Linked DNA regions of Homo sapiens: region 1 is linked to region 2. The links are chromatin loops, found by intact Hi-C in ENCODE. Cell type or tissue: dorsolateral prefrontal cortex. All regions are shown on one strand. Each heading gives the region's core, and the rest is flanking DNA. Links, peaks and the distances in the headings are about the cores only.

What was found. Peaks named below come from ENCODE experiments on the same cell type or tissue, not always from the same donor. Only the 100,000 strongest peaks of a DNase experiment are listed, where the experiment ranks them.
Region 1: it touches region 2 in a loop (6-fold over the local background); 2 of 110 quality-filtered maps call a loop at or near these places.

What each region holds. Positions count from the first base shown.
Region 1 is chr3:118,612,177-118,628,569 of GRCh38, forward strand. All of the region lies in intron 2 of LOC105374060 (a long non-coding RNA gene), which reads right to left. Among named protein-coding and RNA genes, the nearest start is that of IGSF11-AS1, 320 kb to the right of the region's middle. In dorsolateral prefrontal cortex, for the core only: no CTCF peak of the experiment used is centred there; a DNase peak (open chromatin) is centred at 6,280.
Region 2 is chr3:118,007,942-118,024,334 of GRCh38, forward strand. No RefSeq gene overlaps it. Among named protein-coding and RNA genes, the nearest start is that of LINC03051, 19 kb to the left of the region's middle. In dorsolateral prefrontal cortex, for the core only: no CTCF peak of the experiment used is centred there; no DNase peak of the experiment used is centred there.

The DNA.
Region 1 (16,393 bases), core at 2,757-10,756, 600 kb after region 2:
ATAATCTCAGCACTTTAGGAGTCCAAGGTGGATGGATCACCTGAGGTCAAGACTTCAAGACCAGCCTGGTGAAACCCCATGTCTACTAAAAATACAAAAATTAGCTGGGTGTGGTGGCATGTGCCTGTAGTCCCAGCTACTCTGGAAGCTGAGGTAGGAGAATCACTTGCACCCAGGAAGTGGAAGTTGCAGTGAGCCAAGATCATGCCACTGCACCTGGGAAACAGGGCAAAACTCCATCTCAAAAAAAAAAAAAAAGTAGGCAAATTAGTAGCTCTCCTATACACTAACAGCAATCAAGCTGAGAATTAAATTAAGAACTCAACCCCTTTTATAATAGCTGAAAAAAAAAACTAGGAATATACCTAACCAAGGAGATGAAAGACCTCTACAAGGAAAACTACAAAACAATGCTGAAAGAAATCATAGACAACAGAAAGGGAAACACATTCCATGCTCATGGATGAGTAGAATCAATACTGTGAAAATGACCATACTGCCAAAAGCAATCTACAAATTCAATGCAATCCCCATCAAAATACCACCATCATTCTTTATAGAATTAGAAAAAAAAATCCTAAAATTCATATTGAACCAAAAAAGAGCCCACATATCCAAAGCAAGACTAAGCAAAAAGAACAAATCTGGAGGCATCACACTATCTGACTTCAAACTATATTATAAGGCCATAGTCACCAAAACAGCATGGTACTTGTATAAAATAGGCACATAGATCAATGGGACATAGATCAAGAATAGAGAACCCAGAAATAAACCCAAATACTTACAGCCAACTGATCTTTGACAAAGCAAACAAAAACACAAAGTGAGGCAAGGACACTCTATTCAACAAATGGTGCTGGGACAATTGGCTAGCCACATGTCAGAGAATAAAACTGGATCCTCATTTCTCACCTTATACAAAAATCAACTCAAGATGGATTAAGGACTTAAATTTAAGACTTAAAACTATAAAAATTCTAGAAGATAACATCAGAAAAACCCTTCTAGACCTTGGCTTAGGTAAGGATTTCATGACCAAGAATCCAAAAGCAAATGAAATAAAAACAAAGATAAATAGCTGAGACTTAATTAAACAAAAGAGCTTTTGCATGGCAAAAGGAACAGTCAGCAGAGTAAACAGACAACCCAGAGTGGTAGAAAATCTTTACAATCTATATATCTGACAAAGGACTAATATCCAGAATCTACAAGGAACTAAAATAAATTATCAACAAAAAAGCAAATAATCCCATCAAAAAGTGGGCAAAAGACATGAATAGACAATTCTCAAAAGAAGACATATAAATGGCCAACAAACATATGAAAAAACACTCAACATCGCTAATGATTAGGGAAATGCAAATAAAAACCACAATGCAATACCACCTTACTACTACAAGAATGACCATAATCAAAAAATCCAGAAATCATAGTTGCTGGCATGGATGTGGTGAACAGGGAACACTTCTACACTGCTGATGGGAATGTAAACTTGTAAAACCACTACTAGAAACAGTGTGGAGATTCCTTAAAGTAGCAAAAGTGGAACTACCATTTGTTCCAGCAATCCCACTACTGGGTAGCTACCCAGAGGAAAAGAAGTCATTATATGAAAAAGATACTTGCACACACATGTTTATAGAAGCACAATTCACAATTGGGGAAATGTGGAACCAACAGAAATGCCCATTAATCAATGAGTGATAAAGAAACTGTGATATATATATTTATATATATATATATATACACACACACACACACACACACACACACACACACACACACATATACATATGATGGAATACTACTCAGCCATAAAAGGGAATGAATTAATGGCATTCGCAGCAACCTGGATGAGATTGGAGACTATTATTCTAAGTGAAGTAACTCAGGAATGGAAAACCAAACATTGTATATTCTCACTCATGAGTGGAAGCTAAGCTATGAGGATGCAAAGGCATAAGAATGACACAATGGGCTTTTGGGACTCAGGAGGAAAGGGTGGGAAGGGGGTGAGGGATAAAAGACTACAAACAGAGTGCAGTGTATACTGCTTGGGTGATGGGTGCACCAAAACCTTACAAACCTTACCACTAAAGAACTTACTCATGTAACCAAACACCATCTCTTCCCCAATAACCTATGGAAATAAAAAAATTTGTTTAAAAAGCAGGCTGTCACAATTGTGCACAAGGAGGGTTGAGAAAAAGGACAAAGTGACAAGTAAGCCTTAAGCAAATGGTTCTATAGGCTTCCAGAGAAGAAGTTTGCTGCTTCTCCCATGCAAAAGTGAACGATTATAAATGGCAGTAAGTAAGTGAAACCCTCCTTCAATGAAGTGTTCTGCATGGGTGCTGGTGTCCAAGCCTGAAGTTGCCAAGCACAACACAGATCAAACATCTCACATTAAGAGGTGAATCCTACAATGTCAGAGATGGCCAGCAACCTCAGATTTCACCCAAATCCGCAAGGTTTCGTGTCAGAGAAGAGAATTCACTCCAGATAGTTTGAGTAACATGAAATTATGACACTGTGTGCTCGGTTAAATAGTGTCCTTCCAAAATTCATGTCCACCCAAAACCCCAGAATGTGATTTGATTTAGAAACAAGGTCTTTGAATATGTATCTAGTTGTTTATAAAAGATCACACTCTATTAGAATGGGCCCTAAATTCAGTGACTGGGGTCCTTTTAAAGAGAAAAAGTGAAGACACAGAAACACACATGGGAAAGAAGGTTATGTGACAACAGAGGCAAAGCTTGGAGTGATGCAGCTACAAGCCAAGGAATACCAGGGATTGCTAGCAAGTACCATAAGCCAGGGAGGGGCAAGAGAAAATTCTTGCTAGAGCCTTCAAAGGGAGCATGGCCCTACTGACACCTTGATCTTGAACTTCTAGCCTCTAGTACTGTGAGACGAGAATTTTTGTTGTTTTAAGTGATACAATTTGTGGCGATGTTTTTATGGCAGTCCTACAAAATAAATACATACTGCATTAAGTGGCTCAGAGAATTATTTTGTGTGGAGAAGCTGCTGAAATAAAGACCATGTGCTTTGATTTGGAATAATCCCAAAGCTACACTGTGGATGCAGTTAGCCAAGGGCACTGCTGCTCCTGACTTACACAAGAGGCCACCAGGAAGATGCCACCATATCTGCCAGTTCTAGAACCATGTTGTGTCTGCTACTAAGGACACTAGTAAAAGTGGACGCCTCCCACACTGCTTCTCTGCCTACTTAACTCAGTTCCTAATTTACATCTCTAACAAGGGTATCAGATTCATGGAACTGAATCACAAAACCAACCTGCAAAGGAGACTGAGGAGGTAGATTTTTGCTTTCCAGTCTATGTAGCCAGAAGAGCACAATAGAAAGGTTAGAATCCACATTAATCACAGTATACACCAATGTGTCTACTCCTAACTCCTCACATGAGCCAGGGATTATAATATATGATCCCTCCAGTGTTATTTTATTTATATTCCTACCAACTTTTTAAGGCGTCTATTACTGCCCCCATTTTATACATGAGGAAATTGAAGTTTAATGAGTTTTTAGGCTCATTGATTGTCTCAAAACAACCTAACAGTCAACAGGTATTTCCTGAATACCTACTATGTGCCAGCCTTGCTGGGAATAAACAGTAAACAGGAAAAGCTTCATTACTAAATTATGTTGCTTGAAGTCTAATGAGATTGTTTTAAACTTTGTCATACATAAGAGTTGCCTGCTGACCTAGGTTTTCGGGTAGATTGCTGAGTTTGCATTACCAGGAGCCTGGGAATAGAAACACAGTCTGAAGGCTGTTACATATCAAAGTGACTATCTGAACCCTAGTCCCTGGATTCCAAGCCCAGTTGCTCTAGTGATATCCTAAAATTTCCTTCAGGTGCCAGGCAAGTAAAATAAATATGTGGAGGTGGCAGGCATAGTAGGTGTTAAATTAATTATTTGTAACTGAACCCAGCATGAGAGCTGCCTGGTGAAACATAATACATCCTGGATTATTTGCGCCCTTTGAGTATCCAGCTTGTGCTTCCTGCACGTTTCCTCACCCTCTTCTTTATCTGATGTGAATCCAGGTGAGCAGGAGAATCCCCTTCTAAGTCCGGCTCCTCTCAGAGTGCCTCTTTCACCAAATCGTAATTGCCTCTTGTCTATGAGCTTTGTTGGTCTATAAGTACAGGAGGATTGGGGATTGTGCCTGTCTTGTTCATGGTTTAAACTGTGGACTGAGAATTGAGCTAAGTTCTAATGCATGAGAAATATTTGTGGAAGAGAGAGAAAGGGAAGGAGGAAGTAACTATGTCCCTTCACTCTGAGAGAACAAATGTTCTCCAGTCTTGCCTTTCTAAGAGAGGAAAACAGCCCCAGGGGTTCAGGGTGGTCTGCACAATGCCCTTCTTCCTGCCACTGATCAAATGGCTATGGAGTCTCCTTTGTGGACTGAATGTGCAATCAGACTCCTTGGGACCCACAAGAGGTCCCTCCACAACTCCAGGAGTGGCCAGAGCTCCTCTTCTTTACCTAGCAAGTTGCAGAGACAATGGAAAGACATTTTTCTCCATTCTTTAATTCAGTAAATGCTTCTTTTCTAGGCTCTGCTCCAGATGTTTGAAATATAGAGGTGAATAAGCAAAATTCTTGCTCTCGTAAAATTTATATGCTAGCCAGATGATAAACAAGTGCACAAATGGGTAAACAATAATTATAGACAATGATAAGCATTAGTAAGGAAAAAGGAAGATAATGTGATAAAGTAACAGGATGATTACTTTAGCTAGTTGGTTAGAAAACACCTCCTGTGGAGGTGAAATGTAAGCGAAACCTGTAGAATAAGAAGGTAGCATGAGAAGACCTAATAGAATAGTTTTCCAAAAAAGGCCAAGTAAAAAAACTTTATAGAAGGGAATTTAAGAACAGACGAAATCCAGTGTGGCTGGAGCTTGGTAACTGGGACTATCACAGGTGGCTGAAAACGTAAGAATAAGCCAAATCACTTGGGCCTTTGTAACTGTGAAGAGACTACAGTTAAGCAACACCCCAAGGACCTACTCTTGGAATTTCTGAGAGGAGTCCAGGCATGTGGCATGGATGGTGGCCAGATAAAGTAACAATTGCTCCCTTATGGATTCCTTTGATCCATGCCCTTGAAGAGAAATCTAGAAGAGTCTCCTTTGCCTTCTTGCTGCCAGTGGACACGTTCCCAAGGACACCCAGGAGAACTGTCTTATTAGAATTAAAAACCTACTGTAAGGTAACAATAGGAAAAGTAGTATAAAAATGGCTCTATTTCTTATATTCTATTCATATTCTCAATTCAAATGCACTGAAGTTGTAATTCAATATGTAATTGTTCTTGCTTCCCTGCAACCAGTTCCACTTCAGATTTTAGAATCCATCTTACCTTGATTCATCCCAGGGCCCTTTCTGTATAGGCAGGCGAGAATTAGCATAAGCATGACCAGTCTATAGGTGGGTGGTGAGGAGAGGATGTGTGCCACCTACCAACATGCACAGGGCGTTGCTCAAAGAACCACCTAAATATGGAGGCAGCTGACAAAGTGAGGCCTGGGTTGGGAAAGATTTTTAGAACATGCTTGTACATTCACTTCACCAGATACCATTTAATAAAAAAAAAAAAAAACAACCTTTTATTTTGAAGTAACTTCTGACTTACAGAATAATTGTGAGAGAGCACAGTTCTCGTATACCCTTCATCCAGTTTTCCCTAATGTTAGTATCTTACATAAACATGGTACAATGATCAAAACTAATAAATGAACATATCATAGACTAAACTATAAATATTGTTCTGATCTCCCCAGTTTTTTATCAGTTTCCAAACTGGAACTGGTTTAAGTTAAATGCCCACTCCCCACCAGAGCCAATAGGAATAGACGGAGGTAAGGTGAGTGGAACCCAACAGGGGACAAGGACATTTCAAGAGAGTTGAACTACGGTAGAAAGTTGAGCTACTATAGAAAGGAGGAGGGAGGAAGCTTACCTTGTATGTGACTGGATAGAGTAGGGGAAGAAAGAGGGCAGCTGCTTCCCTTCTTCAAGGGGAAAGGGTTTCCATGAGCTCCCAAAAAGTAGAGACAATGAAATGGCCCCAGTGCTCACCTTCATTTGAGAACCCAGGCCCTTGGCTGCCTAGCTTCTGGTGATCCAGATGCAGCTTTTCCACATAGAGATGCCTCCTCTTGAGTGGCCTCTGCTGCTCAAGACACTGTTAGAGTCTACATAAAAAGTGCCTCTTTAGTTCACCAGTGCCCAAACTACACAATCACACAGGATGGGAGCCAGCCCTGGCACCAGCATGGTATGTGTCATGTTTAACAGCATTTGGGAGCAACAGGAAGCATTTGGGAGCAGAAGTGAGTGAAGTGAAGGAAAAAAGAGGACAGTGAAACTTGCAACAAATTATCCTGGCTGAGACTGGTCAAAAAGACAGATTGTTTTTATTGTTACTGGGAGTTCATTATCCTACTGGATACCTGTATTCAGGCTTGTGGGTGGATAAGCAATTGTCATCAGCACTTTTCTGGCTTCCAGGAAATCTGGAGACATGCACCTAAAAGAGCATCAGAGTGTTTTGCAGGAAGTACATTAATAGTAACTGTTTCAACCACCACTTCCACCCCGCACCTACGGGGGTAGAAGCTGCTTAACAAGTTGGATTTCCCAACCTATGAATCAGAGAAAGCATATGCTAAAGTTATTAGGAAACATTCCTAATGTTTCCTTGAATTTGGTGGTATCATGGTGGACAGGGGAGGGGTTGGAGGATGAGGTGGAAGAAAAAATAGAATTCCTTTCATTCGAGGAATGAGTTTTCTGCCTAGGTAGAGGGAGAGACTCAAGCTGAACGTTTAGTATGCTGCACAAATACGTCTGTTTCTTCATTGATAAATGATACGGAACTGAATCTGGATGATTAATTCAGTAAGTCACAATTCCTTTGTTTTTAGTGTTCGGTATTCTTTTATGTTACATGTTATATGGGGCAGAACTTTGGGGTCTCAAGCAAGCAGTTACACAAGCACTTAAAGATCCAAAGCTCTTTTCTGAAAACTAATATCGTCTGTAGAAGCAGGCATCCCTGCAGCAACTGCATGTGAAGGAGGGGGTTGGCCTTCCCTCTGGGTAAGACAGCGAGTCCAGTTCTTAAACGATGAAAGAGTGGTGCTGGCTCCTCTAAGAGGGGGAGCACATAAAAGAATGCATTGTTACGTGTATCCCAGTTCCACACCACTAGTCAGAAATGTTATTAATTTTAGTTTACCATTCTAAATATATTCTGTGTATTTACTAACAAAACAAAGCAAATATATATGTGTGTGTATATATATAGGCATAGATATTTGTTTTGTTTATATATGTAATATCTATACTATAGATATATACATGTAATATGTATGGGTGTGTATATATATATATGGGTGTATATATATATATGTGTGTGTGTGTGTATATATATGTATATATATAGTTATGGCCTGAATTTCATCCTTCCCCCCAAAATTTATATATTGAGGCCCTAACCCACAATGTGATGTGTGATGGTGTTCAGAAATAGGGCATTCTGGGAGGTACCTGTAATTAAAGTTAAATGAAGTCACAAAGATGGGGCCCTAAACAGATAGGACTGGGTTCTTACAAAAAGAGAAAGAGACACCAGAGCTCACTCATGCTGCAGGAGCACAGAGGGAAGGCCATGTGAGGACACAGGGAGAAGGTGACCATCTGCAAGCCCAGAAGAGAGCCCTCACCAGAAACAGAATTGGCTGGCACTTTAATCATGGAACTTCCAGTTCTATAATTGTGAGAAAATAAATTTATCTTGTAAAAGCCACCCAGTCCATGGTATTCTGTTATGGCAGCCTGAGCAGACATATCACACACACCTACCTACACACCATATTATCTTTTCCTTTTTTTTTTTTTTTTTAACACAATGAAGCTTACAGCATACACCCCTGCACTTTGATTTTTCCAGTTGACAATGCCTTTGAGATTTCCGTATAAGGACATAAAGATCTCATTTTTTTCATTTTGTTTTTGACACCAGCATAATAGTTCATTGAATGGATATGCCATGATTTATTTCACTTGTCCCTTATTAACAAACATTTAAGCTGTTTTCAACTTGCCAGCACAAACAATGCTCCAATAAACAACCCTCATGAATATATAATTTTTTCACATGCCACTTAGGAATTTTTAAAAATATGAATTAGTTGCCAATATTCAAAAGTAAGGAGATTTTGTGTATAACCTGGATTTGTTACTTTTCTTGAAACAGCACATCTGAGGAAACTGGTCCACATTCTCCCCTGGTGCTGGAGCTAAGAAGTCACTGCCTTGTTCAGACAGGGCTCACAATGTCCTGATTGCCATTGCTACTGCCCTGCCTCGTTCACTCAGCACTGTTATTGATCAGGCCCCAACAGGCATGGGAGTTTTTGACCCTATTCTAGATTCTCTGGTGCCACTGTACCTTAAGCTAAATTATCAGAAACCATAGTAACTGTGTACCAGCTTAGCTCATTCTCATGGCTTTCTCAAAAAAAGAAAGAAGAAAAAAAAATCCTTACTGAGTTAGAATTTAATATTATGCCTCTGCCTCTACAGAAAGTTGAAATAACCATTCTCTATTTAACAAGGATTTTAATGTTTTTTAAAGGGCTGTCTTTGAAGATACTGTCCACTGTGTTATGGTTCTTTATATAAATTCTCTTTCCACAAATGTCTGCTTAGGTTTGATTTTAGAATTTTTTTTAAAAAGGTCTCTTTGGGTGAATGTATATTTATTTATTTATTTTTCTTTTTTTTAATTATTATACTTTAAGTTCTAGGGTACATGTACACAACGTGCAGGTTTGTTACATATGTATACATGTGCCATGTTGGTGTGCTGCACCCATTAACTCGTCATTTACATTAGGTGTATCTCCTAATGCTATCCCTCCCCACTCTCCCCACCCCACAACAGTCCCCAGAGTGTGATGTTCCCCTTCCTGTGTCCAAGTGCTCTCATTGTTCATTTCCCACCTATGACTGAGAACATGCAGTGTTTGGTTTTCTGTCTTTGCAATAGTTTGCTGAGAATGATGGTTTCCAGCTTTATCCATGTCCCTACAAAGGACATGAATTCATCATTTTTTATGGCTGCATGGTATGTATATTTATTTTGTCAGAAAGTAAAAATGAAATAATGTACAAATGTCTACTCTTGCATTAGGAAACAATGGAAACTTTTAGCCAGACTCAGTGTCCCTTGAGACTTACCAGCTGTTTCCTGCCGCCTTGGGAGGGTCTACCTATCACATTTTATTTAAATCTAATGAGTGATCCCCTCCCCAATCCCTTAGCCATATGCAGCCTATCTAGGTTAAGTTCCCACTCTTTAGCCAATTTCAGAATGAACATAGATATGCCCCTAATTAACATTTTAATGGCTAAAACTCAGTGCCATTTATTTCACTGACATTTTCACATTCAATAATACAGGTAATCTAAGTTATAAAAATATACATTTTCCCCTGAGGGAGCTAATAAACCTATTTTCATTCTGAATGAAATAAAAATTACAGGTAAATATGTGTACTTGTCTTGGATTAGCTTCCACAGAAAAAAGAGGGTTGCTTAGCATAGGGGAACTTTTATCTTTTTTAATCTCTAAATAGCTTTGGAAACTCATATTTCAATTGGATTCTGCATCTTGGAAATAGGTGGGGTACAAATTTTAAATAGTAAGACTAATATTGTTTTTTGTAAAAAAAAATTAGGATTATTACCATTAAATCTAAAACTGCAACCTATATAAAAGATAATTTCACACATTTAATGACTTAATGAAGGTCTTAAGACCACTTAAAAATTTTGATTATAAATTCAGCATCTCTATTCTTAGCTAGGCAATAAGTTTGTCATGATTACCTGCTAAATAGGTTCACTGTCATTTAAGTCTTCAGTTTTTTCCTAGCTTCAGGATCCAAGAGGACAATAGTCAAAGCGTATTGGAAAGCACCCTGGACACTAGCTTCAATGCTCTCATTTATTAGTGGTGTCAGCTTGAAGCCTATGGCTGCAACAATCAGTTTTCTTACCCGTAAAATGTGGCTGCTGCAGCTCAAGGTTGCTGAGATGATGACAATAAAACATACAATACATAAACATTCTTGGGAAAGGTGCAAGTGACATAATAGTAATAATTTTGAAAGCTAATATGTAACAGGCAGCCTTTTAACTAATATATGTAATTTAATTAATATATGTAATAATTTACATATATTAATTCACCTAACCCTTACAACAATTCTATGAGGGGCTATTATTACTATAATCTTCATACTTCACAAATGGAAAAACTGAGGCATGGAGTGATCATGAGATATGCCTAAGGCCACGTAAGAGCCAAGATTTGAACCTAGGATGTCTGATTTGGAGGCCCATGCTCTTAACCACAATGCCACCTCCCAAATGTAAGGAATTATTAGAATTAATAAACTCTCACTGAGCCCCAAAGTTAGGCAAATGTTTCTCAAACACATATTTTCTACTTTCTTTGCAGACATCAGTTCATGCCCAGAAAAGGAGAAGCAAACTTTCTTTGCATCCTTTCTACAGGAGTGGTTCCTACTAAACAGGAGTGGATAGAGGACTGATAATTCTTTAATTTGCTATGTTGTATTTGTTTCGTGCGTTAGAATTTGCAATGTGCTTTTCAACCTGTTATCTAAAGCTAGCTTCACCAGGTCTAGGCAAAAAAAAAAAAAAAAAAAAAAAAAAACAAACAAACAAAAAAAACCATTTTCATTTGATAGAAGGGGACGTTAAGGTGGGAAGAAATGATACAAATGGCCGAGGTCTCACAGCTAGTAAACGGCAAAGTGGGGAGTAGAACTTACATTTTCTTGAATCTACGCACTAGGCTCCACCCACAAACCCATCCAAGTTTTCACCAAACTCTCACTGAAGACGCAGCATAGTGAAGGAGTAATATAGTGGAATTCTTTAGTCTCTATGTTCATGTTTTTCTTTTATGAGGAACAGAAGGCATGGTGGGACAGTCAGACTGCTATGCTGTGTTTCTCCCCTCTGTGTTGAACACAGGGCACTGGTCTTCCCAGCGAACTCTGAAATACAGATACGGTGCCCCCAGTCCCTGTGTGTATATGTTGAGGGTGGCAGGGGTGTGTATGTGTGCCTGTCAAAGAATAGGAACCCCCTGCTCCATGCCTTCCTGGCAAGTAGTCCTGTGAATGAGGTCCCTTCCCTTTCCCCTGGTCCCCCAAAGCCTGCAGTGGAAGGTAGAAGGGAAAGAAATGCTGGGTGCCTTCTGTTGCTTTTCCAATCTTGCCCTGCAGCGAGTGGAATCTTTCCTTGGAGGCAGCACCAGGGAAGCTGTTACCCATGTGCTTCACTTCCCATTTGTGGTAGAAGATGGCCAAGGGACTAGAAGGGATAGCAGAGGACATTAGAGAAAGACAAAGGAGGCCAGGCATTGTGGCTCACACCTGTAATCCCAACACTTTGGAAGGACGAAGTGGAAGAATCATTTGAGGCCAGGAGTTTGAGACCAGCCTGTGCAACAGAGTGAGATCCTATCTGTACAAAAAAATAAAAATAAAAATAAAATTTACCCAGGTATGGTGGTGCTTGTAGTCCCAGCTACTTGGGCTGCTGAAGTGAGAGGATAGCTTGAGCCCAGGAGTTCAAGGCTGCAGTGTGCTATGATTGTGCCATTGCACTCCAGCCTGAGCAACAGAGTGAGACCCTGTCTCAAAAATAATAATAATAATCATAACATCTATATATATATATATGTTTTTATTATACTTTAAGTTCTAGGGTACATGTGCACAACGTGCAGGTTTGTTACATATGTATACATGTGCCATGTTGGTGTGCTGCACCCATTAACTCATCATTTACATTAGGGATATCTCTTAATGCTATCCCTCCCCCCTCCCCCCACCCCACAACAGGCCCCGGTGTGTGATGTTTCCCTTCCTGTGTGCAAGTATTCTCATTGTTCAATTCCCACCTATAAGTAAGAACATGCAGTGTTTGGTTTTTTGTCCTTGCGATAGTTTGCTGAGAATGATGGTTTCCAGCTTCATCCATGTCCCTACAAAGGACATGAACTCATCATTTTTTATGGCTGCATAGTATTCCATGATGCATATATGCCACATTTTCTTAAACCAGTCTATCATTCTTGGACATTTGGGTTGGTTCCAAGTCTTTGCTATTGTGAGTAGTGCCGCAATAAACATGTGTGTGCATGCGTCTTTATAGCAGCATGATTTATATTCCTTTGGGTATATACCCAGTAATGGGATGGCTGGGTCAAATGGTATTTCTAGTTCTAGATCCCTGAGGAATCAACACACTGACTTCCACAATGGTTGAACTAGTTTACAGTCCCACCAACAGTGTAAAAGTGTTCCTATTTCTCCACATCCTCTTCACCACCTGTTGTTTCCTGACTTTTTAATGATCTAAAGGTTCAGTGCAGTGGCTCATACCTGCAATCTCATCACTTTGGGAGGCTGACGTGGGAAAATCACTTGATCCCAGGAGTTCAAGATCAGCCTGGGAAACATGATGAAACCCTGTCCCTATAAAAAATAATAAATTACCTGGGCATGGTAGTATGTGCCTGTAGTCCCAGCTACCCACGAGGCTGAGGTGGGAGGATTGCTTGAGCCTGGGAGGTTGCAGCTGCCATGAGCTGTGACTGTGCTACTGCACTCCAGCCTGGGCAACAGAGCCAGACCCAAAAGGATAAAGAGAAGGAAATAAGGCATTAGCTTCTGGAAGCAGCAAGCAAGAATTACCATGGAAGGGATGCAAAACAGCAGATATTTACTCATGAGGAAATCCAGGCTCAGAGGAAATAAGAGATTCTCTGGTGAGTCCTACAAAGGACTACAACACTCTTCTAAGATATGTCCTTTAAATGCAACTAAAAGTTCCTCACATTAGGCATCTCAATTGCTTTGCAGGAAGCCCAAACCCACTGTGTTAGCTTCAGTGATCAAATCAAACTAGTTGGTTATGAATTTAAGAAAGCAGACAAACTAGTTGGTTATGAATTAAGAAAGCAGACAGAGTGAGCCTCTAATTGAGATGAGAGAACTGGGGCCATGATGGTCTCAGCCAGGACAGACGCATTTGTGGTAGGCAACTTTGTCTCCAGTCCTGCCTCTACTCACCCAACAAACACACTGTCCTTCTGAGGACCTCACAAATGCTTTCAACGTTTATTAAACCTATCTTGTTTCTTATACCTCTCTTAAAATTGCCATTCCCCATCATTTCAACATATTTATTTCAATTTTCATCATCTGATTTTCACAACACAATTCAAATATGTCTGCCTCCCTACACAGTGTCTAAAAATGGAGGGTTTCAGCTTTAGGTAATCTACTTATTCAAGCCAAATGGATGGGGATCCTCCAGCCAATCACATACACCTTATCCTACAATTCCAGCTGGTAGAGTTCACAATCAGAAGGCTAATGGCTGGTGAGTGTCATGTGATATGGTGAGATGAACATGGGCATCATCATCAGAATCAGGATACAAGCCCCACTCTACGCATTTCTAGCTGGGTGACCATGGGCAAGTACCTATCCAGTCTGAATACTGGTTTTCTCCTCCATAAAATAGATATCATATCTTCTTCCAGGGAGCTATTATGAAGATTAAATTAGATAGCATTTATTTATTGCTAGAGATAGCATCAATCATGTGATAAGTGCTCAAGATACAATATCACTTTCATTGTTGTTAGTCCCAAAATAGAGGAATAAACACAAGATCAAAGAAGACATTTCACAGCAAATGAAGTTTACAAGCATGTACTCCCCAAGACACTCAGCCAATTCCTCCCTCATGTTCCCCAAACATTTGGTACCTATCTCTACTATAAAACTTGTTAACAGTGGAATTGCTTATGAGTCGATTTCTAAACCAGAGTATGAGCAGTGAAAAATCAGGAAGAGTCTTCATCTTTATAATCTAAGAGCTTCTCTTGATGTCTAGCAAGAGTAGGTATTAATAAATACTAAATGAGAAAATAAGTGAATGAATGAAAAAGCTGTCAAAAAAAACTCAAAAACAAAAACAAAAAAAAAACTTCCCCAGGAAAAAAATGTATTCTACAAGTTGATTTGGAGATGTACTGCCAAATGAGTTTATAATGTTTCCTTAAATGTCACTAGAAGATAGCCAACCTAAACTGTAATTAATTAAAAGTAATCTGTAAACTTGTCAACTGTAAACTGTTACAAAAGGATGCTAAATGAAAAAGGGAAGGACAGATGCAACAACAAAGGCAAGTGACAATGGCCATCAGAGAGGAGAGCTGAGGAGCGGGGGTTTGTCTCTCTCCTGCTCTGCTCCGGCATGAGGGTGCTCAGACTGGAAATGTTCTGGCTCTTCAGACAGCAACATCTCTCGGGAGGAGAGAGACAATTCATCAAGCTACCAAGGCTTGACAGCATTGTCCCTTGAGGACATCAGCTCTGATTCTATATTCACCAAGAAAACTTCTGAACTGTCATGCATTTTTCTGAGTAAGCTCATGGTCTCAGGCCAGGTTTTCCTCCAGCTGTAAATTAATAAAACTGCATTCTAACTATCATTATCAGAATTGGGGGTGGAGGGTATGTTATCATGAATCAATTATTCAGTGCCTAATCATGCCAGGAAAAAAAATAATAAAATCAAATTGCTAGTGCTATAAAATTGTGGACTGGGCATTAAAAAGGAAGTAAAAGTTAAAACGTTCAGGTCTGCTGGCCTTACCTGTCATATGACTTCAGTAAGTATAACAAAGATTACAAGGAAAAGCTAAGGGCTAGATGGACACCCCAACCCTCAGTGTTATTATTCCCACTGCGGTCTTTAGAGTTCAAAGAAACATGATATAGACTACAATAGCAAAAACAATTTTCTCTTTCTCAATAGACACCAAACAATAGATCAAAAGGAATGGTTATACAGTATTGCAAAAACAACAACAAGTATTAGCTAAGAAAAAAGTTTGACAGAGCAATCAATGTTAGAATTATCAAGTGGATCTATAAAATCCAAATTCCTACTATTTTTCAATATAAGATAAATATTAACCTAATACAGTTCATATTCAAACCTGTCCTCTTAGTCACTTCTAGTCTTCTGACTCTTCAAATGCACTTACATGGCACAAAGATAATTTGTTAACTCAGCAGGCATAAGTCAAACTAATGGTTTCATCCTGTATGAACAAAATAACTATCTAAAGACTTTAAAATTTCCAACAAATTGAGTTGGCATTGCATAGATTAGGTACAGATAATCTTTAGTCTATGAGCCAAGAGAAACTCTCAATTTATTTTCATCTTGACAACATGAAAAGTACCAAGAGGTAATATTACCAATACATACTTTGCTGTAATTGTAAAAATGCAGCCTGGGGCTGAGCATGGTGGCTCATCCCAGTGCTTTCAGAGGCTGAGGTAAGAGGATTACTTGAGGCCAGAAGTTGGAGACCAGCCTGAGCAACATAGTGAAACCCCATCTCTATCAAAAATTTAAAAGTTAGCCAGGCATGGTGGTTTGTCCCTGTAGTCCCAGCTACTCGGGAGGCTGATATGGGAGGATTTCTTGAGCCCAGGAGTTCAAGGCTGCAGTGAGTTATGATCACACCACTGCACTCCTGCCTGGGCTGGAGGCCTCTCTCTGAAACAAACAAAAAAATGGAGCATGGTTTTAAAAACTGTTTTCTATAGAATCATAGTGCTCTATATATTTGACCATCTTTCTGAAAGCCTCCTTCTTAGTCTCTGTGTACTGCAATCTGTAGTCATGCCAGTCTATATGACTTTTATTATCCCTCTGTGTGTGTCCATTTGACTGAGAAATTCCCTGTCTCTCTCACTTTTCTCTCTCAGCTGACCTAGACCATTGTCTGGACCTTTACCTCTCCACATTAAATTTCCCTCCTTTTCTCTTCAGCCCATACTTGACTTTCTTTTATCTATCCCAGTGCTGTCCAATAATACTTTCTGTAATGATGGAAATGTTCTCCATCCACATTTTCCAACACGGTAGCCACTAGTTACATGTAGCCTTTGGGCCCTTGAAATATGCCTAGTGTAACCAAGAAAGGGAATTTTTAATTTTCTTTAATTTTGATTCGTTTAAAGTTAGCTTTAAACAGTCACATGTGGCTGGCAGTTACCATATTGGACAGTGCAGAATTCTGCCCCATAGAACTAATATAATGTTTTTAATCATGATAAGTACAATCTCTCAAAAATAAGAAATTAAATTTACGTGGATCTCAAATAATTTATTTCTTTCAACCATTCAACAAACCCGTGATCCC
Region 2 (16,393 bases), core at 4,796-12,795:
GTTTATGTGATGGATTACATTTATTGATTTGCCTATGTTGAACCAGCCTTGCATCTCAGGGATGAAGCCGACTTGACTGTGGTGGATAAGCTTTTTAATGTGCAGATGCATTCGGTTTGCCAGTATTTTGATTTTCACATCAACGCTCATAGGGGATATTGGCCTGAAATTTTCTTTGTTGTTGTTGTTGTTGTTGTTGTTGTTGTGTCTCTGCCAGGTTTTGGTATTAGGATTATTCTGGCCTCATAAAATTAGTTAGGAAGGAGTCCCTCATTTTCTATTGTTTGAAATCATTTCAGAAGGAACGGTACCAGCTCCTCTTTGTACCTGTGGTAGAATTCGGCTGTGAATCTGTCTGGTCCTGGGCTTGTTTGGCTGGTAGGCTATTAATTACTGCCAACATTTCAGAACTTGTTATTGGTCAATTCAGGGATTCGACTTCTTCCTGCTTTAGCCTCGGGAGGGTGTATGTGTCGGGAATTTATCCATCTCTTCTAGACTTTTTAGTTGATTTGCGTAGAGGTGTTTATAGTATTCTCTGATGGTAGTTTGTATTTCTGTGGGATCAGTGGTGAGATCCCCTTTATCATTTTTTATTGTGTCTATTTGATTCTTTTCTCTTTTCTTCTTTATTAGTCTGGCTAGCAGTCTATCTATTTTGTTAATCTTTTCAAAAAGCCAGCTCATGGATTCATTGATTTTTTGAAGGGTTTTTCATGTCTCTATCTCTTTTAGTTCTGCTCTCATCTTAGTTCTTTATTGTCTTCTGTTAGCTTTCGAATTTGTTTCCTCTTGCTTCTCTAGTTCTTTTAATTGTGATGTTAGGGGGTCGATTTTAGATCACTCCCACTTTCTCCTGTGGGCATTTTGTGCTATAAATTTCCTGCTAAACACTGCATTAGCTCTGTTCTCTGGGCAATTTCAGAGCAGAACAGGCACAGGAACCGGTGTCTGTAATTATGCTGAATGTATCAAGTGCACCATTGTTATCCATGACTTGCTGGTAGGATGAGTATGTCACACATTCATGGGTCTTTCCATGTATGTAACTAAACCTTTTTATGCCATGTGTATGTGTATACATCTGTGTGTTTGGGGTTATAGTGAAGTGTGATAATTGCATTTTTCTTTGAGAAATCATCATTTATCAATCTGGAACTACTTTCAAGGTCAAGAACTACTGAATGTCCAGATAAGAGATTTTTCATGGATGGGCACCATAGTCTATCAAGAGGCTGTTGAATGTTTATACCTGGCCAGGCTCAGGTAGAGAGAGAAAATTGGATTCAGATTCCTTATTCACCTGTTACTTGGCGATCAGCAGATCCCATCCAATTCTGTTTTCTGATCTTTGTGTAGAGATCTCTTCCAAATTTTTGGTTTAGAACCACCATGATTTTCCTGACCCATTTCACCAGATTCTTTCAATCTCTTCTGCCCCACCCTCATGCTCTTCACTATTCTCTTGTTAAATAGCTCCCTCTGGCTCTTGCTCCCTCTCTTTGCTGATTCTTGTGTGTATAGGAGTGTGGTCTCTGATAATTTGAAGCCAATTTCATTTTAAATACATATGTGATACAGAATGATTTAATTCTTCATTTGCTCACTTTTGGTAGGGTGGGGTAAATTATTATTTATCTATTGTAAATGTTTTATTCCTCATACATGTACATATTTCTTTCCAGTTTACTTTTTCTTTCCATTAAAGAATGCCAAAAACATGACGTATTAGAACATACTGACATATAACAGCTTACAGGGAAAGAAGATGCCACATGACAGAGTTGTTATCCTGCCCCAGACTTTTTTCTCGTCACTGTAGATCAATCATTCAAAGCCAAGCTTACATCCATAAATTATTTTTCATACTTCTAACTACACTTATAATGAGTCTTTCTTCTTGCCAATTCATATTATCTACATCATTCATTGTCTGATAATCATTTATTGCATCTCAGTATCCTTTTTGTTATAGTAATATATTATTTTCATTAAAAATTTTTATTACTTGAGTAGGACATCTCAAGTTATATATCTAATATCATTGTAGCTATACTTGACAGAAACACAAACAAGTTATACTTTGCCCCCCATGTCCTTTTTCTGTTATTTTTCATGTGGATAAAATACTTTTATCCCCATCTGGACTAAAAGCTCCATGATGAACACAAATTAAGCACTATATATAATACTGCTATAGTGATTTGGCATAATGTTATTCCTGAACTAGTTCTTACTTCAATAAAATTCTTATGAAATAAAGAAATCATGGAAGGGAGACCTGGGTACTTGAAAGGACAAATAATACAAATAGGAATCACAAAGTTTTGTAGCCTGGTCTACAGAATGGAGCTAACTATACACCCAAATGCCAACTTCACAGAGTGGGGTAAGAGTCAAGTGAGTTATTTAACGATAAATATTCTAATGGCTTCAGAATTTCCTTTTATTATCACTCACTTCCATAGCTCAAAGAATTTCTCTACCAATCAAGTTATACATATATATGTACATATATATAAATTAATATCTAACTGTTGTTCTTACTTTTATTAATCAGATAAATATGTTATGCTTTATAATAATCAAGAAATATAATATTATCCTTATTAGATTGTTTTAAAATGTTGTAAACAATAACAATTACTAAAGCCATGAACTCCCAGTGGGTCTAGGACCTCAAATTGGGAATATGTGTTTTATTAACATTTAAAGTTATTATTATTTCATTGTTTCTTATTTTTAACAATATTAATAGTAATAAGTCAAATTACCAGTTCAAGAAGCCAATTTTAGTCACTCTATCGGTTCTCATTGGTTTTAAATTTTTTTTCTAGGAAGATCAATTTTTTAAAGAGCTAAATAAATGACTAAGAGGCAAGAAAATACCATAAAGTCTAATCCTATTTCATTTACTTGTAATGTGTTGTTACAAGTTAAGGTCTTCTCTCTTAACAGTCTTCATTCAAAATTGCAAACCAATTGTGAGGCTGTCTTCATTGAACTGCTATTGGACCAATACACAGAGAAGCATATAAGACAGTGAAAATTTAAAAACTATTTCCTAAACATTACAGGTTACCTTCAATTTTAAACTAGATCCATTTTTGTATTTCTTAGAAAATCACCAGCAAATATTTGCCAACTAAGGTTTAGAGAGCTGTAACCTCCCCTTTATAAATTTTACTTCAGATTCAGGAAACCTCATGTTTTGTCTTTTTGATAAAAATCATTTCTAGGGACATACACGATCAGAGTGAATTCAAATAAAATGCCAAAAAAACTTCTGAATTGAGGAGAAATCGAAGAGGACTACATGTCTAATTGAGGAAAAGTTTTAAACTGGAAAATGTTTACTTTGTAAGAGAACCTGTTGCTTTTTGCTGGGTTAAAGCTTCCTTTTAATAATCCATGCACACAGCATGAGCAAACTTGGCGTAAAAGTTTAAGATAATTATGATTTCACGGCTGTCCACTTCTACACTAATAACATTCAGTCAGGGCCTTCTGAAGGGATCCTGGTTAAAGAAAAGCAGTTGGTCATAATAAAGAGTAAACATTAATTAAGTGACTCTCCCACAAAGTGTAAAAACTAGTAGCATTAGTTATCCAAATTTTGTCATCTGATCTACCCCAACAGTTTCAGAAGACAGTGGAGAAAAAATATTAATGTAAGGCCTAGGCAAGGAGTTATAATACACAAACACAGAGCAGACAAGTAATTGACTTGAAAGTAGCTTATCTAAATTAGCATTTTTAAACACTTTCATATATCAGACATAAATGGTCAGTCTTGCTCTCAAGGAGATTATAGCAGCATTAGACGAGAGGAAGTGAGATGTAGACTGTCTTCAAATGTTCGTTAATGCCACATCTCTTTTTGCTTCATTCATTCTCTAGTGTTTATTTATATCTGTGGCAAGGATAAAAGTCAAGAAGATATTTGTATGATTGTGTAAGAACCAGCTATTTAAACACATCTCACTCCCACTTAATCAAAAATGCCTGAGTAGAGTTGGAATTCAAGGATAGTTTTGAAGGAGAGAAGAAAGATGATTTGATTGAATCATTCCAATAGTTGAAGTAGACTACTTAGCCATCTTATCTGAAGGTATCAAGCTTAAGTTGGCATGAGTGGCTACAATTGTGGCTATTAGTGCAGTGGAGAGTCATGCTACTATGGAAACGATATCCTTGAGCTTACATTTCTCCTTGTAGAGGTCTTGGCACACAGAGTGATTGCCTAAAGCCAGAAAATAAGGCAAGGAATTACAGAAGGCTGTCCAATAACATTTAATCGCTTCAAAAGGAAGTCACTAATTGCGAGGGCAGATTTTTGGCATATACTCTGATGTAAAAAGGAAGTCATTGTACACGTAAATGCATCCAAGTAAGGATTTAGTACTCTGCTATTGCAGAAAGGAGTTTTGTAAAATATGTATTCCAGTCACTTGCCTTCTTCCCAGAAATAAACTCTGAGCAGATCAAAAAGAAAGCTAATCTATTATCAGATTTTTTTTTAAATTCATCTAGGACCAACTATATAAAAAATTACAGAATGTGTTTCTTCACATTGGAGGCAAGAAAATTCAACATGAACATGATTAAGCTCAAGGCTAAGTCTGAAAGAGATACAGAACCTTCACAGTAGGCTCCCTGACCTCTAAATGTAAAAGTTGGATGGTTACAGAAAATATTTCAGCTATTCTTCACTACGGTAGAGACAGACAGAAAGAGAGACAGAGAAAATATCAGTACAATTTTTCTTATAGTAATTTTAGTTAAAAATATTTTTAAAGAATTATAAGTTGAATAAAAATAAAACTGGAAAATATTGAGTAATAATGAGCAAGATTCTTCCAAAGACCTGCCTCTCAAATACAACACTCAGGCCATTTTTGTATTTTTGTCTCTCTCTCTTTTAACGCTTTGAATATATTTAAGCAGCATCAGTTTGTATGTCTGAGGATTTTACACACCTTTAATTCAATCTTGAAGAGAATATGTACTCAGAAGGGAACACTGAGTCCAGATGCAGGACATTTAAATTATCCTCACCCTTACAAACCATATCTTACCAGATTCTGTTTATAGCACCAGAAACTATCACAACCAGAAGGGATCCCAAAGATTATCATTTCCAATTGCCTCATTTTGTAAATGAGGAAACTGATCACCAAAGACGTATAGTAACTGATAGAAGTCATACAACTATTGAGTGGTTAACTTAGACTCAGTGCCATTTTCAAAGCAATAGAGCACCACACACTTTTTTTTTTTAATGTTAAAACAAGCTTCAAACTATTTGTAACTAATATGAACTATATTGCATCAGGTTGTTTTTCTCCCCAGCATTTCTACAAATCTCTGTTTCCCTTCCTATAAGATAGAGATTATAATATGCACTGTGTTCATTGCTACCCTGACCAGACAGGAATTTCCAACTGTTCTGCTGTTGCATCTTGATCAGCAAACGTTGCTCTTCCTCATACTTCTCCCTCCAGACAAGATGCCCAAGTCTAGGTTGGAGGGGAGAATTACATGTGTTCAGGAGTGTTGAATGGCAGGCCTACATATGGGACAGGTGCACTAACAGAAGGAGAAGGGAGCCCACACTGGAAGTCATCCCAAACTTAAGAGCACCTACCACTCCACTTCTTAGACCAACATGGGAAATTTTCCATTACCTCCTACAGCAATGCACCCAGTGTTGAGTTTCTGCATTCATCCCTTTAGTCTTTTTTTTTTTTTTTTTCATGTAATTTGCAACTCCTTTCTCCTCCTCCCCTTACCCAAACTCTGTCTTACCTGGTTTCTTGGAAAGGAAAGCCCCAATTGGAAACCTCTAAACCCTTCTTCTTGTAGCCCTTTGTTTCATCTTTGGTGTAGGACGAGAGAGAGAAGATGGCATGATGTTGTTAGAGTAAAAGAGGAGGGAGGAAAAATACAGGGAAAATCAGGTAGTTGAAATGTAAGCCTACCAGAAGATTCTATTCAACCCTATGACAGAAGGCAAGAGTGGGAAAGGATTTTCTGGAGCATTCGGGCCAATTACTTTTACAGATGAGGAAACTGAGGCTTAGAAATGTCAAGTTATTTGTATTTGTGCATGATCATCAAGGAAGGAAGTTCTGGATTCAAGAAAAGTATCCAGATTGCCAGGGCATTTGACACTATGTCTCACTTAATCTAATATTAAGGCTCTGAGTACCTCAGTGACACTCAGGTGTAAATACTTGCTTATGAAATAATGTGATCTGAAATGCTAATTACATGTATATAAGTTCTCAGAGTTCTGAAATGGTCAGAGCCATGTGAGGACCGAACCAACACAATTTCCTACAGAATATGTGGCTTTTCTTTACAATGTTTGGCCAAAGACTTGCATTTATTTTTTCTTTTCTTTTCTTTTTTTTTTTTTTTTAGACGAAGTTTTGCTCTTGTTGCCCCGGCTGGAGTGCAATGGCGTGATCTCAGCTCACCGCAACTTCTGCCTGTCGGGTTCAAGCGATTCTCCTGCCTCAGCCTCCTGTAGCTGGGATTACAGGCGCCTGTCACCATGCCTGGGTAATTTTTTTGTATTTTTAGTAGAGACGGGGTTTCTCCATGTTGGTCAGGCTGGTCTCGAACTCCTGACCTTAGGTAATCTGCCCACCACAGACACCCAAAGTGCTGGGATTACAGGCGAGAGCCAACGTGACCGGCCTAGACATGCATTTCTTAATCTTTCAGCATATCCATCTGTATATCTGCCTGCTTTCGGAAAACATGTCCTATATAACGTAATAGTACACATGAGTTTCCTGAACACCAGTGTCTCCTGGGGAACTACAATGCAAATACCAAGAATCACCTGTGAAAGTATGGGCCACAGTCCAACAAAAGAACATGTCCAAAATGGAGAAAGGAATAGAGAGATTTCAGAGATAAGTACAGGAAGTATGCAAAATTGGTCTTACATTTACCCTTCTCAGCAATACCTATTGACCTCCCATGTTGATTTTTTCTTATTACAGTAAAATTATGCATATAACAACATGATCATTATAGTTCAGTTAAGATAAATTTGACCATACCACTTCCCTCATTCTCATAAGATCATTTTGTAATTGTCAGTTGCTCTGAGATATATTAAAGACCTGTTTATGGTGTGCCATATACCGAACTCCAGTAGACTCCCTCACTCAGAAGAGGATGTTATTTTTCACAGCCACAGTTTAGAATGTACTTTTGAAAAGTCATTTCCAAGGTCTCTTGGTCACAACCTCTCCTTTGTGGATTATTGCAATAGCTTCCTGAACGCTTTTTTCTACTACTGCCCCCAGCAGCTATTTTTTGCACAGTAGCCAGAGTGATCCTTTTAAAACATTAATCTGATCATGTTACACCCTTGCTGAAAGCACTGTAATGACTTTCCATCATTTTAGTATAAGATCAAAGTCCTCCACCTGATCTGGTTCTCTCTCAGCTCTCTGACCTTCTTTCTTCACACTCATCCTGTTGCTCTGAGCATGTGCTTGCCTCGGGGTCTTTTCTGATAGGGCTCCTCTGTAGGAAATGTTCTTCCCTAGAGAACCACATGGCTTGCTCCTTCAACTCTTTGTAGTCTGTACTCACCTATTACTAAATCAGAGAAATCTGCTCTCAATACCTTATCTGAAATAGCAACACAACACTCTACTCTCACTCTTCATTATTTTCTCTGCTTTTTTTTTTTCTAAGCCAACCTCTTTCTAATGTTATATTATGTATCTGTTTACTTCGTTACTCTCTAAAACTTCCTGCTCCATAAGGGCATGTACTTTTTCTGTTGGCCCACGGATATTAGTAAAATGGCTAGATAAAGTATATTGTTTCTTCTGAAGCAGCATAGACCATTTTATGAACATGTGCATTGGTTATTTCTTACTTACTTTGAACTAGTGTATTTGTGATGGGTTTTAACCAAAGTAGTTTGGAATTTCTAATAATGTGGCAAAGTTTAATTTATTTTATATATGTAAGTAGATTTTTTTAAAAAACACTTTGGTAGTTGCACCTTCTTTATGTCCCTATATGTTTTACTGAATAGGATTTTAAAAAAAGGCAAAGTTAAGGGAGGCACACTCAAAATACAATTTAATTTACTACTCATATTTACCGAAGTGTACTCCTTGGAAGCGTCATATAACCATCCATCAAGTGCGTCCTGATTGCAAAAATAAAAACAAAAAATTGGGAATCCCATTTTTTAAACTGGTGATTCCTTGACTTCATGCTTGGTATGAATATTGATATAAGGACTCTTTAAATCCACAGCCCATTCAAAATTCCTGGCTCGTAAATACAGAAAAGACTGCACTTAACATTTCTAAAAGTCAAACTTCCTTTAAGTAACATAGTCTATGAAAATCACTGAATATTATTCTTAACACATAGTAGGTATACAGAAATGTTATTCCTCCTTCCTCCACCCTTACTATGATTTTCTCTCAGCAGTGATAGAAATAAAAGAAATGTTAGCAAGTTATGGCTGGACATGCTGGCTCATGCCTGTAATCCTAGTACTTTGGGAGGCTGAGGCGGGAGGATCACTTGAGATCAGGAGTTTTAGACAAGCCTGGGCAAGGAAGACCCTATCTCTATAAAAAAATTAAAATAAAATAAAAAAAAGCTAGGCATGATGGCATGTAGCTATAGTCCTAACTACTCAGGAGACTGAGGCAGGAGGATCGCTTGAGCGTAGGAGTGCAAGGCTGCAGTGAGCAATGATCACACTACTGTACCACAACTTGGGCAACAGAGTAAGACCCTGTCTCTCAAACAACCAAACAAAAACAACAGAAATGTCAGTAAGTTAGAAGTATTTGACATCTACCCTCCTCCTGTGTCCTCATTATGCCAGATAAGGTCTTCCTTTATTGGAAAGGATCCAGGTAATGATATAGTGGAAAAAATATTAACAAAGTAGCTGATGTTATCTACATAATAAACTGGTCATAGCAATAAAGGCAAAAGTGCAGCAGGAATAAGGAGGGCGTAAATGAGTTTATAGAGGCTGAACAAAAGCAGATATTTACAGTTTGGAGATGAAGAGATGGCACTTGGGACAACGGGGGAGTAGACAGTTGCCAGACAAGTGAAATAAATAGCAAGAGATTGAAAAAATGGCTTTCCAAAAATCTGAGAAACATTGTAATTGTAATACCCTTAGTGAAATTTTTAAGAAAAACTATAGCCAAGATTCAAACAGCTTTACAAATTTTGGGGTCAAATTCTATTTTTTGTTTGTTTGTTTTATGACAATTCTTTTTTGGGGGCTAGCTTACCTCTCTCTGGCCCCTTTCCATGAGAAATTCAAAATTCCTTAAGTTCCTAGAATTTCTAGATGGAGGCTGGGTAGGCAATACAAAGCTGAATTTGGAAGGATTTCTGCAGTTATCCTACATAAATCTCACTCAAACAAGAAAGAAAAAAGCTCATTTGCAAAGAGAAAAAGGTATTATAAAAACATAGCTTTACACTCTTTGTACAAAAATGTGTAGTAACTAAACATTCAATCCACCACCCAATAAATAAGGATGCCAGAGTAACTAATATGATTCATGCAATAAAGAAGGCAGTGAGGGAGGAAAAAGGTGTTCAGAACCTGTGTATAGAGGGTGAAGGGAGGGTTTGTTTTTTAAGAGGCCACAGAATGAAAGGAAATATGCATGAAAGATTTTGACATAGAGAGACTAGTAATGTAGAATTTAAAATTTTTTGTTGAAATTGAGGTCTGTCTGCTAACATTTTTTGGAAGAGCCTATTAAATGACTAAATTGCTTTAATGACTTTTTCCTAAGTGAGTCTCTGTTGAGGCTGGCTTCCAGGCAAGATACAACTCCCCTAACTTTATGCATGTTACAAATAAATAGCATTATTTTACATTGTCTTTATTATCCACTTTGGAATGAATTAGCTTCAGGTAAGTTTTTGGAGGGTCAAGTTTACTCCTCTATCCACAGAGCCTATGACAATATCTAGCATAAAATACATTGTTTATGAATTAACTAATAGATGATTGAGTTAACAATCTAATTTTTGAATAGGGAAAACTTGTACCAATTGATGGCTGTTGTCCATATTGATAGGACTCATTTATTTTGTACACTTAGAAGTAGAGATGTAGAATATTTTTATTTTAATTTTCTGATGAGAAGACACACATTGAAAAAGAATCAGGAATTGTGAATGATGTTCATGTCAAAGAGTGGTCAGCAAAGTAGCTATTCATATATTTATTAGAAATTTGGTTTCTTGCCATTTTATTTCCACCCAGCCACCAGTGGAAATGATACTTATAAATATTTTATTGAATAGCTTTCATTTTAACGTAAGTAGTAAGTAGAAGAACAGATGCTTCTGTGTCTATGGGAGTGCCTTTGTGAAGAAGCCAAATGCCAGGCTGCTTTGGCGAGAACTTTAATATTGGCTAGCTCTCTGGATCAAGTGTCCTCATCAAGATTTATTATATTTTTCAAGTATCATATAATAACTTTTAAATATTTTATTAACTAATTTTAGGAAAGCCCACTTGCTTCAAATTTTCAACTGAAAATAACATAATTTGAGAATTATTACTACACAGGCTGTCTTCTGAACCTGACTGTTCTATGCATTCTGTCTTCAGCCTTACTCGTAAGAGGCCACTTCCTCACCGTCGCTCCATCTCACACCATGCATGTTGGCCTTTAATGATTCCAGGTGATTGATGTGGAGAACTTTGGTCCAAGATAAATTCGACACTACCTCCTTTTTCTCTCCTCAGGGTCTCCACTTTGCCTCTTCCTTTAACCTGACATAGCTCAATCAGTTCTGCCTTGGCCAAGATTTATTTTACACTTGTTAAAGGTATGATTTATCTCTACTGGTAGTATACTATATTTGGTCACACAGGTTCCTGAGGGAGGTCACACAGGGGACATTCAAGCTGAATTAAATTATTCATACTCTATGTTAGGTTTTTGCCACAAATTCCTGGTCTCACTGCAGGAAGTTGGACATTGTATCATGAATTAAATAAAGTGGCTGGCTTAAACAGGACAAATACGTTTCTCCCAGAAGTAGTTAATTGCATCGTTGATTTAGTGACTCAGTGATTGAGATGGCTTTCCTTGGTCTTCCCAAGATGTTGGTAGTATGGTTGCTAAGGCTGTTCCCATCATATCATATCCAGCCAAGACAATTACAAAAGAAAGAAAAAGCAGCACTAGCACCTGCATCTCATTAGCCAGGGGCCTGTCACATGGTCAGCCCTAACCGGATGTTGTTTAGGCCAGTCTTCAATGTCTGCCACACTTTCCTTTACCACTTGCCTTTAGGGGCCAGGCTTAAAGTTTCCGCCCTAGTATTTTACTTAGACCTCCAAAACTGAGGGCATCTCTAAAATAGAAGAGCATATCCAGTTTATCAATCCAGTCACAGTAAAAAGAACTCAAACACACACACAAAAAAGCAAGCTATTTGTGCCACTTCATTTCTCCCACCAAGTCCACCACTGCCCAGCACCATAGAAGCAGTTTATTCATGATGATGTCATTTGGTCCTTGATATATTGGTGTTTCTCTTCTCCGAGGAAGAGGATTCATTTTTTGGAAATAGGGAAATTTCATCTCAGAACTACATTCTGAATGTAGGATTTGCAACTTGGAGAATGTTAGTTCCACACACCAGTGCATTGTTTAGGATTGTTCACATCAAATCTACTTTTTGTTTTTATCCTACTTCTCAATTACATTGAGGAGCCAGAGTGTTACAGGATCAATTCAATTCTCTAGATTCCAAGGGAGGGTTAATATTTTACCTCACTTTTGAAACAAACAAAATATGTTCAATATAAGAATTTGTGTGGCTTTCGTAGTGTTCTTTTCCTCCACCATTTTTATTTTAGAAAATTTGCAAAAAAGGAACAGTGTACATTATTTTATCCCTTACTTACAATCACCAATTGTTAACATTTTCCCACTCCAAATACTTAAGCATGTAGCTGTTAACTTAAGCATGTAGCGTGTTAATACTTAAGAAATGTTTTTATATAACTATAATAGAATGTTCACATTGAAAAATTAACATTGATTTATTATTGTATATTGCCCATATTTTAATTTGCCTAATTTACCCAATAATGTTCCATTTCTTGTTCCCCCCTTTTCTAGGACCCAATCAATGCATTTAATTGTCATCATTCTGTAGTCTACTTTAATAAAAAAAATCATTCCTTATCTTTTTTTTCCCTTTCATGACACTGATATTTTTTAAGAAGGCAAGCCATTTGTATTGCAGAATCATTTGTTTTGTTTCTTTCCTCATGATTAGATTAACGCTAAACATTTTTAATACGAATACTAGAGAGATGATTCTGTATCATTCTCAGTGCATTATAGCAGGTCATGATGTTAATTTGTTCTACTATTAGCAGTATTACATTTGATCATTTGGTAAAGGTAGTATTCAACACATTTCTCATCTGTGATGTCTTTTCCCCTTCACAATTAATAACTAATCCATAAGATCATATGTTGAGACTGTGTTCCCAAACAATCTTTAACCCAATGATTTTAGCATCCATTGATAATTTGTGCCTGAACTGATTCCTAAAATGTTGATTAAAAATGATGATTTTCTAATTTGGCCATTGCTCCTACATTTATTAGTTGGCATTTTTCTATAAAATAGAGATTTCACTCCCTCCTCTGCCTTTTGAAACTTAGTATTACTATGGCTCATAGATTTGTTTATTAGTCAATCTGTTATAAACCATTTCCATCATAATATAAACCATATTTCTTTTTAATGCTCAAATTATCCCAGATTTGGCCAAAGGGAACCTCTTCAAAATTTTATGTCTTCTTGATATGCTCCTATCAACTTTTGAGAACGTCTTATTCTGATGTGACAGTATGTCCCATGCTTACCTTGTTTCTCTTGCACAGACCTAGAGGTAGCCATTTTCCAAGGAGTTCTAGCTTCCTTCAGAGGAAAATAGTTCTTATAGAATCAAGGTCTAAGTGATTTACATGCTCATTGTTACTGATATACTATTGCTACTAACTTCATCAGGGAACAGAACTAAGAGATATATATTTTAAAAATCATTAACTTGTATCTATAATTCCATTTCAAATTCAACATTATAGTATTTTTTCTCTCCTCCCAATGTGCATTTGTAACTTTCTTCTTCCACAGTTGAAAATGAATGTGGTTGCATCAATATCAATATGTGTACTGTGCACTCAATCATTCAAGACACATGAAACAGTTTCAGACTTATTATACTCATACCACTAGCACTAAAAAATTATTAATTAAAGGTCAAGATTTCCTTTTGTTTTTAGAATATATACCACTGGGAATATAGTGGAGTATTTTATATAAAAGTTGCTTTTTAGTTACTGTGAATCCAATTAAGTATTTGCTTGTATTTGTATTTTTTGCAGCTCTTTCTTGAATTAGTTTTTCTTGAATATAAACATATTAATATCATTCAAAAGTCAAATCAGAAAATGATAAAGTCAGAGCAAGTAGAAATACTCTGTAAAGTCTCTTTTCTTTTCTTACCTTTTCTAGTGTTTCCATATATCTTCTGTAGGAAACAAGTGTAATCATTTTTTAGTTTTACCCTTCCTGCATTTCTTTGGCAAAAATAAGCATATATACATACCTCCATGCTCATAGATGTAAACATTTACCCCCTTCTTTTATTTTATTCATATTTCTTGATTTCTTAAAATTATTTACATTTTTCTATAGTTAGCTCTTAGAATAAATGTTACACAAAATTTCCTCCCAGTTTGTAATTTATGTTTTAATTTATTTATAATTTTGTTGTCTAGGCACAAGGCTGTTCTTTTTATGTTGTTGAATTTACCAGTATTTTCTTTTATTATATCAGGATAGTGAGACACAAGTAGAAAGATCTGGCCCCTTTGCCTATCCAGATTACATGGGAATTAATTCATGTTTTCTTCCATTTGTGTGTGCTTTTGTTTTGTACAATTAGATTTCTGATACTTTGAGAGTTCATTTTTGTGTAATCTATGGGATACAAATTCAATATTATATTTCTCAGATGGCAATACAGTTGACCTATCATATTTACTAATAAGCCTGCACTATCTACAATGATTGAGGTGTCACCTTTACACTACACTAAATTTCTATACATACTTGGGTTCTTTTCTGAACTTTCTATTCTGTTCTACTGCTCTTTGCATTGAACCATATGCCAGTAAACAACCGTTTTGATTACAGAAGCTTTGTAGCATGTTTGCGTATCTGATAAGTATATGCACTTTGTTACTCTTCTTCAGGATTTCAGACCTTGCAGGTTTATTTTTCTATGATAACTTTAGAATTAACTTGTATAGCAAAAAATAAAATTATGTGAATTTTTATTGAAATTGCACTCAATTTAGATATTAACTTAAAGAAATTTGTCATGCATATGATACTGAATCCAAAACCAAAAACTGTTTGTCGTTCAGTCCAAAACTATTTTTGTGCTTTTATGAGAGTTTTTAAGTTTTACAGTTAGAGGTTTCACATATTTCTTGTTTTGTGTTTCTAAATTTTCCGCATTTTGTTGCTATTTAAATATTTTTTTTAAAAGTATTTTTCCACAGTTATGATTTTTTGTGTGCAGTTGAAGGCTGTTGGGTTTTTGATGTTCATTTTTATATTCTATTATGTTATAGGATATTATTATATGCATTGGTTTTATGATTTCTTCTCTCACATTTCCAAAAAATAGTCATATCATTTGAAAATAGATACATTTTACTTCTTCTTTTCAAATTGACTGATATTCCTATACAATGTTAAACAGTAGTAGTTAAGTAGACATCTTTGCTTTGTTCCTGACCTGAGTATGAAGGCTTCTACTACGTGGATATGTGTGTGTGTATGTGTATAGTACTTATTCCTTTAAATATTATTAGAAGAATTATGTATCAAATTTTGTCAAAGGAATCCTGGGAAACTAGTATTTTCTCCCTGGCAGTATTAATATAAAGAAATAAATGAATAGATTTCCAAAACCTCACTTGGTCATTATGTATTACTTTCCTGTGGGTCTATTCAGTTCCATCTGATGATGTTTTATTTAGAATTTTTACATCTGTATTTACAAGTAATATTTGTTTTTTGTTTGTTTTGTTTTCTGCTACCACCATTCACCATTTAATGATATATCTGTCTCATAAGAAGTAATTTGGAAGTCTTCCTTCACTTTTATGAAGTGAAGGATATAACTACATAAGTTATATGAACAACTTATGTAGCAATTGCACAAATAAATATTAACCATTTTATAGACCGCCCCTGTGGAACCACCTAACTCTGGTTCTAATTTTGGTAGGATGTTTTTTTGTTTGTTTGTTTTGTTTTTTTCTTCTTTACCTTTCACTATTCTCCAGTGAAACCCATCTATTTCAACTCTGTGTCTCAGGATTGTTTTTACTTACTGTAGGTTACTAGGAAAATTTCCTCCTTACCTAAGTATACAACATATTTGCGTACAGATATAGAAAGTATTCTGTCATGATTTTTGTTATTTCATGATTTTATTTATATGTTTTTGTTAATTATTTTGTATATTTTTGCTTTCTTGCTTTCCATGTCTTTGTTTTTTGGTTAATGTTTTTATATAACTAGTATTTATATTTAAATTTAGTTTTTAATTTTGGGGGCTGATTTATTTTCATTTTTTAAAAAAATCCTTCCTTAGTTTTTTCTTGTAAACTGTACATTTTTAGATGTTTTGAGTTGGAAAAATTTTTAAAATAAATACAAGCCATAGATTGTAATATATAGGAATTTTGTTTTCATTCAAAAAATTTGTACCCATAGCTTAGCTCCCACTTATAAATGAGAACATGAAGTATTCGGTTTTCCATTCCTGAGTTACTTCACCTAGAATAATGGCCTCCAGTTCTGACCAAGTTGCTGCAGAAGACATTATTTCATTCTTTTTATGGATGAGTAGTATTCCATGGTGTGTGTGTGTGTGTGTGTGTGTGTGTGTGTGTGTGTGTCTCACAGTTTATCCACTCCTTAGTTGGTGGGCACTTAAGTTGCTTCAATATCATCGAAAATTTGAATTGTGCTGAGGTAAACATACATGTGCAGCCGTCTTTTTTCCATTATGACTTCTTTTCCTTTGGGTAGATACCCAGTAATGGGATTGCTGGATCGAATCGTGAATGTATTTTTAGTTCTTTGGAAAATCCCCATACTGTTTTCCATAGAGACTGTAGTTATTTACATCCCCACAAGCATTGTATAGGTGTTGGCTTTTCACCCCATCCATGCCAACATCTATTTTTTTTTTAACTTTTTAGTAATGACCATTCTTGATGTGGTAAGATGCTATCAT